4 separate regions of the Mus musculus genome follow, and all the other regions are linked to region 1. The links are chromatin contacts, found by Hi-C or POLR2A ChIA-PET in ENCODE. All regions are on one chromosome and are shown on one strand. The core of a region is the stretch at or near the end of the contact, and the rest is flanking DNA. Distances in the headings are between cores, read along the strand shown.

The links. Hi-C counts contacts between places; a loop is a spot of excess contacts on that map. ChIA-PET counts read pairs that join two places held with the same protein, here RNA polymerase II (POLR2A).
Region 2: POLR2A ChIA-PET joins it to region 1 with 27 read pairs in Patski. The contact joins the promoter of Slc39a3 here to the promoter of Map2k2 in region 1. POLR2A ChIA-PET finds 5 or more read pairs at or near these places in 4 of 5 experiments (Patski and embryonic stem cell).
Region 3: POLR2A ChIA-PET joins it to region 1 with 11 read pairs in Patski. The contact joins the promoter of Dapk3 here to the promoter of Map2k2 in region 1. A Hi-C loop is called at or near these places in 4 of 37 maps with a recorded cell type or tissue (heart, mouse trophoblast stem cell and v-Abl transformed pro-B cells). POLR2A ChIA-PET finds 5 or more read pairs at or near these places in 4 of 5 experiments (Patski and embryonic stem cell).
Region 4: POLR2A ChIA-PET joins it to region 1 with 19 read pairs in embryonic stem cell. The contact joins the promoter of Gng7 here to the promoter of Map2k2 in region 1. POLR2A ChIA-PET finds 5 or more read pairs at or near these places in 4 of 5 experiments (Patski and embryonic stem cell).

What each region holds. Positions count from the first base shown.
Region 1 is chr10:81,104,604-81,107,372 of GRCm38, reverse strand. Map2k2 (mitogen-activated protein kinase kinase 2) reads right to left here and starts at 1,458. Exons shown (of 11, transcript NM_001347144.1): 1 at 1,135-1,458. The coding sequence starts at 1,226. Mir5615-1 (microRNA 5615-1) reads left to right here and starts at 2,700; the gene lies at 2,700-2,759. It overlaps Mir5615-2 (microRNA 5615-2), which reads right to left and starts at 2,757; the gene lies at 2,698-2,757.
Region 2 is chr10:81,036,047-81,039,092 of GRCm38, reverse strand. Slc39a3 (solute carrier family 39 (zinc transporter), member 3) reads left to right here and starts at 1,778. Exons shown (of 4, transcript NM_001358898.2): 1 at 1,778-1,889.
Region 3 is chr10:81,181,690-81,184,499 of GRCm38, reverse strand. It overlaps Dapk3 (death-associated protein kinase 3), which reads right to left and starts at 1,493. Exons shown (of 9, transcript NM_001190474.1): 1 at 1,404-1,493; 2 at 425-524. The coding sequence starts at 1,416. It overlaps Eef2 (eukaryotic translation elongation factor 2), which reads right to left. Exons shown (of 14, transcript NM_007907.2): 14 at 1,991-2,611. The coding sequence ends at 2,418.
Region 4 is chr10:81,013,647-81,016,663 of GRCm38, reverse strand. Gng7 (guanine nucleotide binding protein (G protein), gamma 7) reads left to right here and starts at 1,739. Exons shown (of 4, transcript NM_010319.3): 1 at 1,739-1,808.

The sequences.
Region 1 (2,769 bases), core at 209-2,708:
TATTTGATCAATCGTCCTTACTTGACCCTTTTTCAGGAAGGCTTTGTACCCAACTGCATCGCTCATCCCACCCCATCATAGTGAGTCTGTTACCCCCACACCCATCTCCAAGGGCACTGTCCACTTTCCACTAGGTCACCATGTACTCCCCAAGCCAGGCTCTCCCCTGCACCTCCCCTTGCTTCTTCCAACAGGTTCCTTCCCTCTGCCCCTGCAAGGCCAGCCTTGCCTCCTCAGACAAGTCATGCCTTCAACTGCTCCACTCACCTGGTACCCAGTCTTAAGCGCTAGGCTAGGCTACCCCGCACGGCCTCTGTTCCTCTAACCATACCACACCTCACACACACACACCCGGAAAGCCTCACTGCTCCCCTGATTCTCCTGGCCACCTTCAGGACGTCTTCTTTCTTGGGTCTCCAATTGCCCTGCCTCTCTTCAGGCCCCTCTCCTTACTCCAAGTCATACCTCTCTCTAGCTCCCCTTTCTTGGTCCCAACACCTGCAGGACCTGCCCCCCTCTTGTACCCACGCCGCCCCCTTTGCCCCCTGTTTCCCCTTCAACAGCAGAGATTTTCCCAAAGCCATTCTCTCAGATCCCTGCACCTTGTCCCCATCCCTACCCTGCCTCAGGCACTGCTACTCTCCAGACCAACTTTTCTAAAGCCAAGTTCCGGCCGAGGCCCCGCCCCTCTACGCTCACAGGACTCAGGGCTCTCCCCTTGGGCCACGCCCCTCTCCCATCTGGCCAACCTGATAAGACCACCAGCCTCACTGCTCTGGCCCCGACCCCAACCAGGCTTTTGTTCTAGTCCTCAAAGGCCACGGCCCTCTAAGCTCACAGGCCACTCACCTTAGACCACGCCCCTTTCCCCGGGCCAAGCTGACACACCACGTGACTCACCCAACTGGCCCTGCCTCCACCCCCCCCCCCACAACCCCCTCCATGCCCGGACCCCCAACCAGGCTTTGTTCCAGCCCTCGAACTCCACGCCCCTCTCACCTCCATCCACACCATTCTCAGGACCAGCCCCTGTCCTCCCGGGCGCTGCTATCCCTTCAGACCACACCCCCACTTGTGGTCACGCCCCCTTCACGCCGAGGCCCGCCCCTGTCCTCACACGCCCCGCCTACTCACTCAGAGGCGCCCTCGCTGGTGGGGGACGGGCCCTCGGCGATGGTAGGGTTGATAGTGAGTGCCGGTAACACCGGCTTCCTCCGGGCCAGCATCGGGGCTCCACGGCCAGCGGCGACGCCTCAGCCGGGGCCCATAGGGGGCGGCGCGACGCGGGCCCGGGGCTGCGGCCTAGGCCGGGCAGAAGGTGGAAGGCGGACGAGCCCGGAGCGCCGGGGCGAGCAGACCGACGCCGAGGCCGAGTGAAGCTGACGCTGCAGCGCAGCCGGGAGGTCGGGGAACAGGGGGCGGCCACAAGCTCGCAGGCCGAGCTCTCGCGAGATCTTTTTCTGCGAGGTCCCGCCCTCAACCGAGGCGCATGCGCGAGGTGGCTCCCCGGCCTACTGTAGAAGGGCAGAGGCGGACGCTGTGTTTAATGTTTGCGGCGGTGCAGTCGTCTGTCTGTACGATCAGCTTCCCGGGGTCGGCTGCGTGTGCGTCTCAAACGCGGGTGGGGTTACACACGGCAGGACCGCGAGGAGACAGACCTGCCAGCATCAGTCGACTCAGACTTGTTTAGTTTCATATATTTTCCTAGATTTGGCCGCTGGGACCGTAGGCCTGAGCTACCTTACCTGCTTCCTGCTTTGCTGCGGCCCCGTGTCCTATAGGCGAGAGCGCTACCCACTGAGCCCTACTTCCTGCTGTTTGTTTTGTTGCTTGTTTGTTTTTGTTTTTATTTTGAGACAGAGCCTCAGTACCCCACCCACACTGTTCTCGAAGTTACTGTGTTGTCCAGGCTTCACCTCCACTCCCTGCAATCCTCCAGTCCCAACCCCTAGTGTTTTACTGTTCTGCAACAATCCCATAGCCCTACAGACCTTTCTCACGGCCCTTCATTGAAGCTCGGGTATGGGTAATACATAAATTCCCTTGGTCCCCATCCCTGACGGTCACCATTTCAGTGTGTGAATCCGAACACTTCTTGTGGTTAGGGTCACTTATGTCTGGCTTGTTTTTCCTTTGCCCTCAAGGTCCATCCACAATGGTTTGGATGGCAGGGCTCTCGTCCTTTTCCTGGCCAAATAGCATTCCATTGTGTAGACATACCACTCAGGGCTGGTTCTTTGTCCAGGGTCACACTCTTGGAATTCAGAGTGTACAGATACATAGTAAAACCCCTGCTCTGGGCTCTTGAGCAGGCACATGGAAATCAGACTTGCAGGGTCTTGCTCTGCAGCCCACGGTGGCCATGAAGTTTGTTCTGAGTGACAGCATCTCACAAGGAAGTTCTCCGCGTTTTTTTACCTCTCAGATGGTAAAGATGAAACCCACCAGGGAGGCAAGCAGGCTTTCACCTGGCTACAGCCTTTATTCAGTTCAATGACTTTGAGAATGTATTTTTTTGTTACAATTTTGTGAGAACAAACCATTTTATTTTTTTAAGGTTTATTTACTTATTTATGTATGAGTACACTGTAGCTGTCTTCAAACACACACTAGAAGAGGTCATCTGATCTCATTACAGATGGTTGCGAGCCACCATGTGGTTGCTGGGAATTAAACTCAACACCTCTGGAAGAGCAGTCCTTGGTTGTTTTCTGAGACAGAAAAGAGTCTCATTTTCTGTCTCAGAAAACAACCAAGGACTGGGGTGTA
Region 2 (3,046 bases), core at 529-3,028, 69 kb after region 1:
AAATCTTTGAGTGAATATATATTAGTTTCTATTGACTAGATACACAGAGCTGTGGCTGCGCCATAGGATGAGTATACACTGGACGCCCATCTGTACTGTCTGTTAGCCAGGAAGGAGAAAGTCCCCAGGCGTCACTGTTCTTCACACAATGGCTTCAAATCTGCTGGTTTAGAAATGACCTTTGCTGGGCTTGGTGGTGCACATCTTTAATCCCAGCACTTGGGAGGCAGAGGCAGGCGGATTAATGAGTTGGAGGCCAGCCTGGTCTCCAGAGTGAGTTCCAGGACAGCCAAGGCTGTCCTGAGAACCCTGTCTTGAAAAACAAAACAAAACAAAAGAAATGACTTTTATCTGGAAACACCCCAACTCTCCAACAAAATTCAAGCAGATCTATAGTTAGTTAATCCAAACAATAGAATACTATTTAACAATTAGAAAGGAGGACTGAACACAGCTCATCAGTTAAGAAGACTGACTGGCTGCTCTCACAGAGAATGCAGGTTTGTTTCACACATTGTAGCTCAGGACCACCTGTGACTCTGACCCAAGGTCATGCAACACTTTCCTCTGACCTCTTTGGGCACCAGAGACACACATGGCACTTAGACATGCAGGCAAAGCATTCATACACATAAAATCAAACCAAATAAATCTTTAAAAAAATAAGTTATTTACTTATTTAGATGGACAATGGTGGCGCATATTTTTTATTCTGAGCACTCTGGGAGGCAGAGGCAGGCATATCTCTGAGTTTGAGGCTAGCCTGGTCTACAGAGTGACTTCTAGGTCAGCCAGAAACCCTGTCTCAAAAACCAAATAAATAAGTGAAAATACGAGAAGCTCATGTCACATACATCAGGGTAGGCTCATGTGTTAGTGTGCTGTGCATGGCTCTTTTGATACAGTGTCTCATTCTGTAGGCCAGTCTTGGAAGACAGAGTACATGGATCTTCTGCCTCAGCCTCCAGAGTGTGCTGGGATGACAGACATACATCACCATGTGTAAAACTATAGTGTTCTGTAAAGCTTTGATCTGCAGTGAATGAAGCGTCTTTGTCATCTTTGTTGTCTAGCACAGTAAAAGCACGGTTTACACAGCATACATATTGTGTGAGGTGCTCTAGATATAGCAGGAGGCCAGGTATGGTGACTCACACCTACAATCCAAGCGCTCGGGAAGCTGATGCAGGAGGATTCTGAGCTTTCTGCATGCCACCCAGCCTGGGCTGCTCAGCAAGACCGTAGCTCAAACAAATGAATGTAAAAATAAGGCATACTGTGTAGTATCTGTAGGCTCTACTCAGGTGCCATGTCACTTCAGGAGACATTTCCTAGGCTGCAGGTATGGGTAGAATGATTACATTGTTAGTAACTGTAGTGATTGAGGGGCACAGTAGACCTCTTGAGCTTGAATTTATTCTGGCTATCAATAGATATTTGGTGGACGCCTGTATCTTCTTAAGCCGCGAGGAAAGACTTCAAGAATGTTCCATTCGCTGTAGGAAATCGCTTCCTGCCAAGCCTCCAGCCACACTCATTCAGTACCACGCGACCCTGGACAGCTCCGGGATGGAGGCCCTACTTCCGGAACTATGTTGCCAAGTAGTGTTTTCTATCGGAATCATTTGGTAGCTGCACTCATGTTTAGAAAGGAGAAAACTGCTTTCCGGAGCCAGTAGGCGTTGCAGAAGGATTGGCAGCAGCATCGACCAATGGACTATGAGTTCTGTCGAGTGGCACTGACAGTGTCCAATAGACGCTGATGTGGGCGGGGCGTAGGTAGCAGCTCGCAGCCCCGGGGGTCTCGGCTGGTCCGCTGCGGCGGGGTCCGGACCGCGGGGCAGTTGGCGGCAGGTGGCACTGGCTGGAGGCCTGAGGAGCTGTCAGAGGTACAAGAGGGGTCAGGGCGTGGCCTGGGCGTGGCGGGCTTGGGGCAGGGCGGAGCCGAGGGCCCTGGCCGACCGTGCCTGCCTGTTCACAGAGTCTTTGCTTCAGTGTGAGGCTGAGTGGAGCACACAGTAGGCGCACAATAAGTGATTAAGGAAAGACTGAGCTTGTCGCCCGCCAGCCCTGCCCCGACTGGCCCGATTTTGAGAGCACCCGAGGTATCCCTACCTGACCCTGTCTTCTAGCATCAATTGGGCGCCTGTTGTATGCACTTTGCCTTGTGTTCACAGCAGTGGAGGGAAGGACTTTAAGGGAGTTATTTTTGTTGTTAATTTTTTAAAAAATTATAGTAATTATGTCCTTTATAATATTCCTCTAGAATATTTTAATTTTAAAGTTTAACTTAATTTTAACCTTATTTATTTCATCCTAATTTTCTTTCGTATTTTATTTTCATTTTTTTTTTTGTTTTTGTTTTTGTTTTTGTTTTTTTTGTTTTTTGAGACAGGGTTTCTCTGTATAGCCCTGGCTGTCCTGGAACTCACTTTGTAGACCAGGCTGGCCTCGAACTCAGAAATCCGCCTGCCTCTGCCTCCCAAGTGCTGGGATTAAAGGCGTGCGCCACCACTGCCCGGCCTATTTTCATTTTTAAAATTTACTTTCCTTCTTTTTTTTTTCGACAAAATTTACTTTTCAAATTTATTTTATGTGTCTGTGTTTATGCACATGTGTGCAGTGCCCAAAGCGGCCAGAAGAGGGGAATAGATAGATCTTTCTAGGCTAGAATGGAACCTTGGTCATCTGCAAAAACAGCCAGTGCTCTCAACTGCTGAGAGTGTCTCTGCTGCTACTATCTTATCTTATTATTTCATTTCTTTATTTATATTTCTTTCCAAGTCAGGGTTTCTCTTTGTAAACCTGGCTGTCCTGGAACTCACTTTGTAGACCAGGCTGGCCTCGAACTCAGTAATCTGCCTGCCTCTGCCTCCCAAGTGCTGGGACTAAAGGCGTGCGCCACCACTGCCCGGCTGTATTTTCTTTTTAAATTTTGTTGTATTACTTTATTCTGAAGTAGGGTCTTCCTCACTGTCCAGGCTGGTCTCAAATGTGTAGCCGTTGTCCCGCCTCACCCTCCTGTGTACTAAGATGATAGTCACAT
Region 3 (2,810 bases), core at 244-2,743, 77 kb before region 1:
CAAGGCCAATCTGGGGGACATGAGAGCCTGCCTTTAAAAAACCAAAATCAAAATCAGCCAAGGCCAGGGTGGTGGTGCAATCCTTTAGCTCCAGCACTTGGGAAGCAGAGGCAGGAGGATCTCTGTGATGAGCAAGTTCCAGACCAGCCAGGAGTACATAGTAAGACTCTGTCTCATGGGGGAAAAGAAGAAACCGAGCTGAGAACAATCCCATAGCAGACAATGCTCCGAGGCACTGTCCCCGGCTCAGGGGCAGCAGCTACAGGTCTCTGTGTCTCTCTCCACAGAGGACACGAGAGAAAAGGAACTCAGGTTCCCTGTCATCTGGGAACCTGAAGTCTGGCGTGGTACCACCAGAAAACTCTGTGGCCACTGCTTCAAGACACTGAGGAGAGGAAGGGCACCCACCTCCCACGCCACTCACCTGCCAAGCTCCTCTCCCATCTCATAATGGTCCTCAACATCCTCTTGCCTGAATGTGGACATGGCGGCTGGCCTTCTGAAGGATTCTGGGGACACAGGAGCTGGAGGGACAGAGGAAACAGGAAATGTTTATCACGGATCCGACTTCTCCCAAGAGGCTTCCCCAGCATATGTGACACACAATGCCCCTGCCCCAGATTTTCTTTGGTCATCTACAGCCTCTACCCACAATTTGGTCATGGTAGAGCAAACCTGACACCCCACACTGGGGAGCGGAGGGCTGCACGGCTACGAGTTCAAGAGCATACTCAAATACTTGGTGAGTTACAAGCCAGCCTGAGTTCCATGAGACCAGCTCAAGTGACTGGAGAGATGGCTGAGACGGTAAGAGTGGGTGCTGTACTTGCACAGTCTCCAAGTTCAGTTTCCAGTGCTCACTAGTATCTCTAACTCCCAGGCCTGATGACCTCTAACGCTCTCTTCAGGAACCTCAGGTACCTGCGGGCACTGTGACACCCCTCTCAGAAACAAGCATAGATATAACTAAAAGAAGCGGAACAACATCTCTCAAGCAGTATATATATATATATATATATATATATATATATATATATGTACAAAACTATAAAACACAATACAGTGTCAGGTGCCCTTTACCCTAGCACTCAAGAGGCTGAGGCTGGAGGATTAAACAGAGTTCCAAGTCAGCGTGGGGTTCTCTACTCGAAACACTTCCATAGCGTCCGGCTCTTGAAATTCCTACCTAGCTTCCTCACCTGTCAATCATGCCCACCAGCACCCCGGAACTCAGGGGTGTCGCCGGAAACCTGACACATGCGCAGCAGTGTTGCTATTCCTAGAGGTCCACCCCTCGAGATTGGAGAAAGCCATGCCCCTCGCGGGTTCCCTCCCCTCGCTCCCGCCCTCGTCGCGTGTCCCTTGGGTCCCAACACAACGTCCCGGACCCGGCCCATTCGTACCGTCCTCAGCCATCGAGTCCCCGCCCGGTGCCAGCGAGGCCCCCGCGAGAACCTCCGGTACAAATCCTGAGACGGCATCTACGCATGCGCTGACAGCGCAGGGGCACACCTCCGCAAAACCCGAAAACCAGCGCTCATTGGACTACGACTTTAACCGGAAATTGAATGCACACGCTCATTGGTTAGCATCTGACCTCTCAGCGGAAGCGGACGTTGACTAGTGACGTCATCACCCAAGGCTAGGCGAGAGTCCAGTGCTCATTGGCCAGCCTGACAGATTCACAGGAAGGCTCGACACCGCCCTTGTGGAGCACATCATTATTGGGCTCCTGGCTGATGATTGGCTAACGCGAGAGGCTGAAAGCCAATAACCTGGAGCCGGGTATGCGCAGACCAAACCCCTGATGTGCAGGTCTATGGAGTGATTCAAGTTTGTGGAATGGACTGAGGCAGTACTGTGAACTCACAATAAAACCCATTCTGTCGCACGGGGTGCAGTGTGTGTGTTATGTGTGAATCACCGCAGGCCACCTAAGGGTAGCCAGATACCCTGAAAACCAGGAAAGCGTGCGCTGTACAAAACAGAGTTGCGAGCACATGTGGATCAACCACTGTAGTTTATTACTCCAATGATTCATTCCCACAGCCGGGCTGCAAGTCTAAGGCAGGCTGCCTGCCTTCCTGGAGGCACTTACCCCACCTCCCCCTCTGGGGGAACTCCACTTGGCCATGGACCCCAAAAACCTCTGAATGCATTTATTTAGACTTTTGGACATCTGCGCGTTTCCCTCTGAAAATGTTAAGAGCCGTGTCCCGCCCACCCCACAGCCTGCCAGTCCAGCCTGCAGAGAGATTCCCGCTATCTTGTAATTCCGAAATAAATAGAATTGGTAGCAAGTGAGTGCTGAGTGATGTCAGGGTGGCCCCAGCAGCCTCTAGAGGAGCACTGTGGGACAGTCTCAAGGTGTCTTCTGATGGGTGGGCACTGTGCAGCATGTGGCAGTATCAGGCTGCCTACAGTTTGTCCAGGAAGTTGTCCAGCGCTGGGATGCCCTCTTTCAGGCCCTTGCGCTTGCGCGTCTCAGCTACCACTTGGCTGGGGCGGCTGCTGTTGTCAAAAGGATCCCCAGGCAGGATCTGCCAGTGGTCAAACACGCACTGGGGGAAGGCCTGGCCGCCGGTGTTGGATCGCAGATCAGCGGTGAAGCCTAGACAGAAGACAGGAGACTCAGGTGACTTCCCTGGGGGGGTGGGGTGGGGGGGGGACATGCTTAGCTGTCTTGCCACCCCTCCCAGGAGGGATTCCTGGGTCCTTTGTTTTGGTTTCTCTGTGTAGTTTGTAGCTCTGTCTTTCCTGGCACCCTTAAGCAAGCTGGCCGTGATGACAGAAATCTGCTTCTGTTCTGC
Region 4 (3,017 bases), core at 490-2,989, 91 kb after region 1:
GGTCTAGCCTTACTGGAGATTAGATTCTCTCAGGCTCTCAGGCTTGGAGGCAGATACTTTTCCTGTTGAGCTACAAACCTCTTAGTGTTTGTATTTATTTATTTATTCATTTATTTATTTATTCATTTATTTATTTATTTATTTAAATTTTATGTGCACGGGTGTTTTGCCTGTGTGCATGTCTGTGTGAAGGTGTCAGATCCCCTGAAACTGGAGACAGTTGTGAGCTGCCATGTGAGTGCTAGGAATTGAACCCAGGTCCTCTGGAAGAACAGCTAGTGCTCTTAACCACTGAGCCGACTCTCCAGCATTAGTTAGTTTTTGAAACAGGGTCTCATGTTGCCTACAATGGCTTCAAACTCACCCATGTAGCCCAAACTGAACTCAAACTTGGGGCAGTCCTCCTGCCTCATCTTCTCAAGTGCTGGAAGATAGCCCAACTCTGCATCTACCAGGTGAACCACAAACAGTAGTAGGGTCTGGGGACAGCCTGGATGGGATGTGCCAGGGAAGAACACTGAAGAAAGGTTCTGGGCTTTCTCTGAATATAAAGTGCAGTGTTTGTGTGTGTTTGTGTGTGTGAGCACACGTGCATGTGTGTGCCTGTCTGTGCATGTCTGTGGTGGGGGCATTCATATGTGTGTGCATGTATGTGTGTGGATGTGTGTGTGGATGATAGCCAGGTTCCTTCAGGAATGACAAGAGTCCAGGGAGCCGAGCCAGTAGATTGTCTGTCACAGAATGTCAGTCCACACCAGAATCCTGAGGTCACCCACCCAGGGGCTGCACTGGTCTTTCCCTGGGATGGCTGTTACCTGCAGGGATGTTCCAGATGTCTCTGAGGTCACCAAGAAAACTTGTAGAGAATGCAGACCCATGGGCTGGGGCTTCCAGCATGAGTCCCTGGTGCCACTGCCCCCACTGGAGAGTCAAAGTCATCCTCTCCTGCATGGTGAGTTCAAGGCCAGCCTGGGCGGTTTACTGTGACCCTGTCTTAAAATATATATATATGGCTGAAGTTATAACCCAAGCCAAGTACTGCAAAAGCCAAAAAAAAACCCAAGTAACAGAGAGAATAGAAAAAACCGGAGATGAACATCAGAATACAGAAATGATAAACAAGCAAATAAAAAATCAGTATTTCCTCACTATCCTGGGTCTCTGCTCGGGATTCAAACTCGTTCCTTGAAAACCACAAGGGAGCTTCCTGTCCCTGGCTCCCATGGGGTTTTTTGACTGGACCTTGCTGTTCTGTTAGATCTGGGCTGAGATGGGGAGTTTGATCGGTGTTTTCTTACTGCTAAAATGATGCTCAGCGGAAGATGAATATTATCACAATATGGGATACAAATGTATGCAAACGTCATAATGAAACTCATTATACCATACAATAAATACACACCAATAAAATAAACTCGAAAATCCAAACAAAACAAAGCCTGACTTAGTACATGCCTAACGTTAAGCAGCTTCTCCTCAGAGAGGCCCCTTTGATTGCACCATTGATTGCCAATCTTTAGACGCATAACCCCGCCCTCCAGCTAGTGAATGGCCCGTGGAGACGCCATTCCTGGGTTTGGCCCGCCCACTCGAGCCCGAAGCCCCGCCCTGCCCCCAAGGCTAAGCCTACCAGACTGTCGGCCCTAGGCTCCTCCTCTGGACCAACCTCCGCCACCTTGGCTTCTGATTGGTCCGAATGCTACAGAGGCTCCGCCCTCATCGCGGGAGACCCCGCCCCATGGAAGAGCCCTCTCTAGGCCCCGCGGTGCGTTCGGCTGTGCGGCTGCTGAGACACTGGCTGGAGGCAGGTGAGCTCCGCATGCTGAAGAGACTCGGGGTGTATCGGGGAGGAGTGGGCTGCCTCAGAGAGGACGGGGGCAGCCCAGAGAAGTGGGGTGAAGTCAGACAAGAGTGGGGTGCAGTCAGAGAGAGTTGGGGTGCAGTCAAAGAGGAGTGGGGTGCAATCAGGGAGGAATGGGTGGCAATCAGTTATGGAGGAGTGGGGTGCAGTCAATTAGGGAGGAGTGGGGTACAGTCATACAAGACTGAGTTTGGTGCAGTCAGATACGTATTGGGTAAGGTGACAGGAGTGTGGTGTAGTCAGGGGAGTGGCGTACAGTCAGGAGAAGTGGGGTACAATAAGGGAGGAGTGAAGTGAAGTCAGACAACAGTGGGATACAGACAGAGAAGAATGGAGTTCAGTCATGGAGAAGAGGGGTGCAGTCAGGGAGGAGTGGGGTGCAGTCAAGGAGGAGTGGGGCACTACCTGTTTGCTGTTTGGTTGCACACAGTACCAACACCTTGGAGACAAAGACATAGAGCAGGGGGAAGGTACCTGTGTGTCCCTCTCAGGGACTCAGGGTACATAGGCTTAGATCTTGGGGTGCACAAGGCTCCAGTGTTGACTGACTGTTTCAGAAACTTCCTGTGGGAGTGTTAGGGGCAATAGTGTTAAGGTGTGTGGGCAGCTCTCCACTGCGGGGGTGGGATGGGGTGGGGGTAGGGGCGAGGTGGGAGAGAGGGTGACGGTGGCTGGCTGGGGGACCTCTTGTTATAGCACTGAAACTGTTGCCAGGTGTCAGGGAACCAGGCACCAAGTTCACCGGTTTGCAGCTGCAGACAGGTCTAGTGCTCTCAGTGGCTTTGGGACTCTGCTTTGATCTGTTAGCTGCTGTCCCTCAGTCCTCAGTCCCCCCTACCTCCTCATGAGGGCAGGGCAGCTAGCCCTGGGTAGGCTCCCTGCAGTATCTGCCAGGGAAGATATGTGTTAAGGCCATTCTGGTGCAAGCTGTCACAGAAAGACTATGAGGAACCCCCCTTGACTCCCACCATCCTGGGGTGCAAATGAGAATCTCTACCCCGGTGGTGGCAGGCGTGCTCTCCCAGTCCTTAGGAAACTGAGGCAGAAAAATGGAAAATTTGAGGCTAGCTTAGGCTACATAGTGAGTTCCAGGACAGCCACGACTGCAGAGTGAGACACTGTCTCAAAAACACCACAGTCAGCTTGCAGTTTAGTG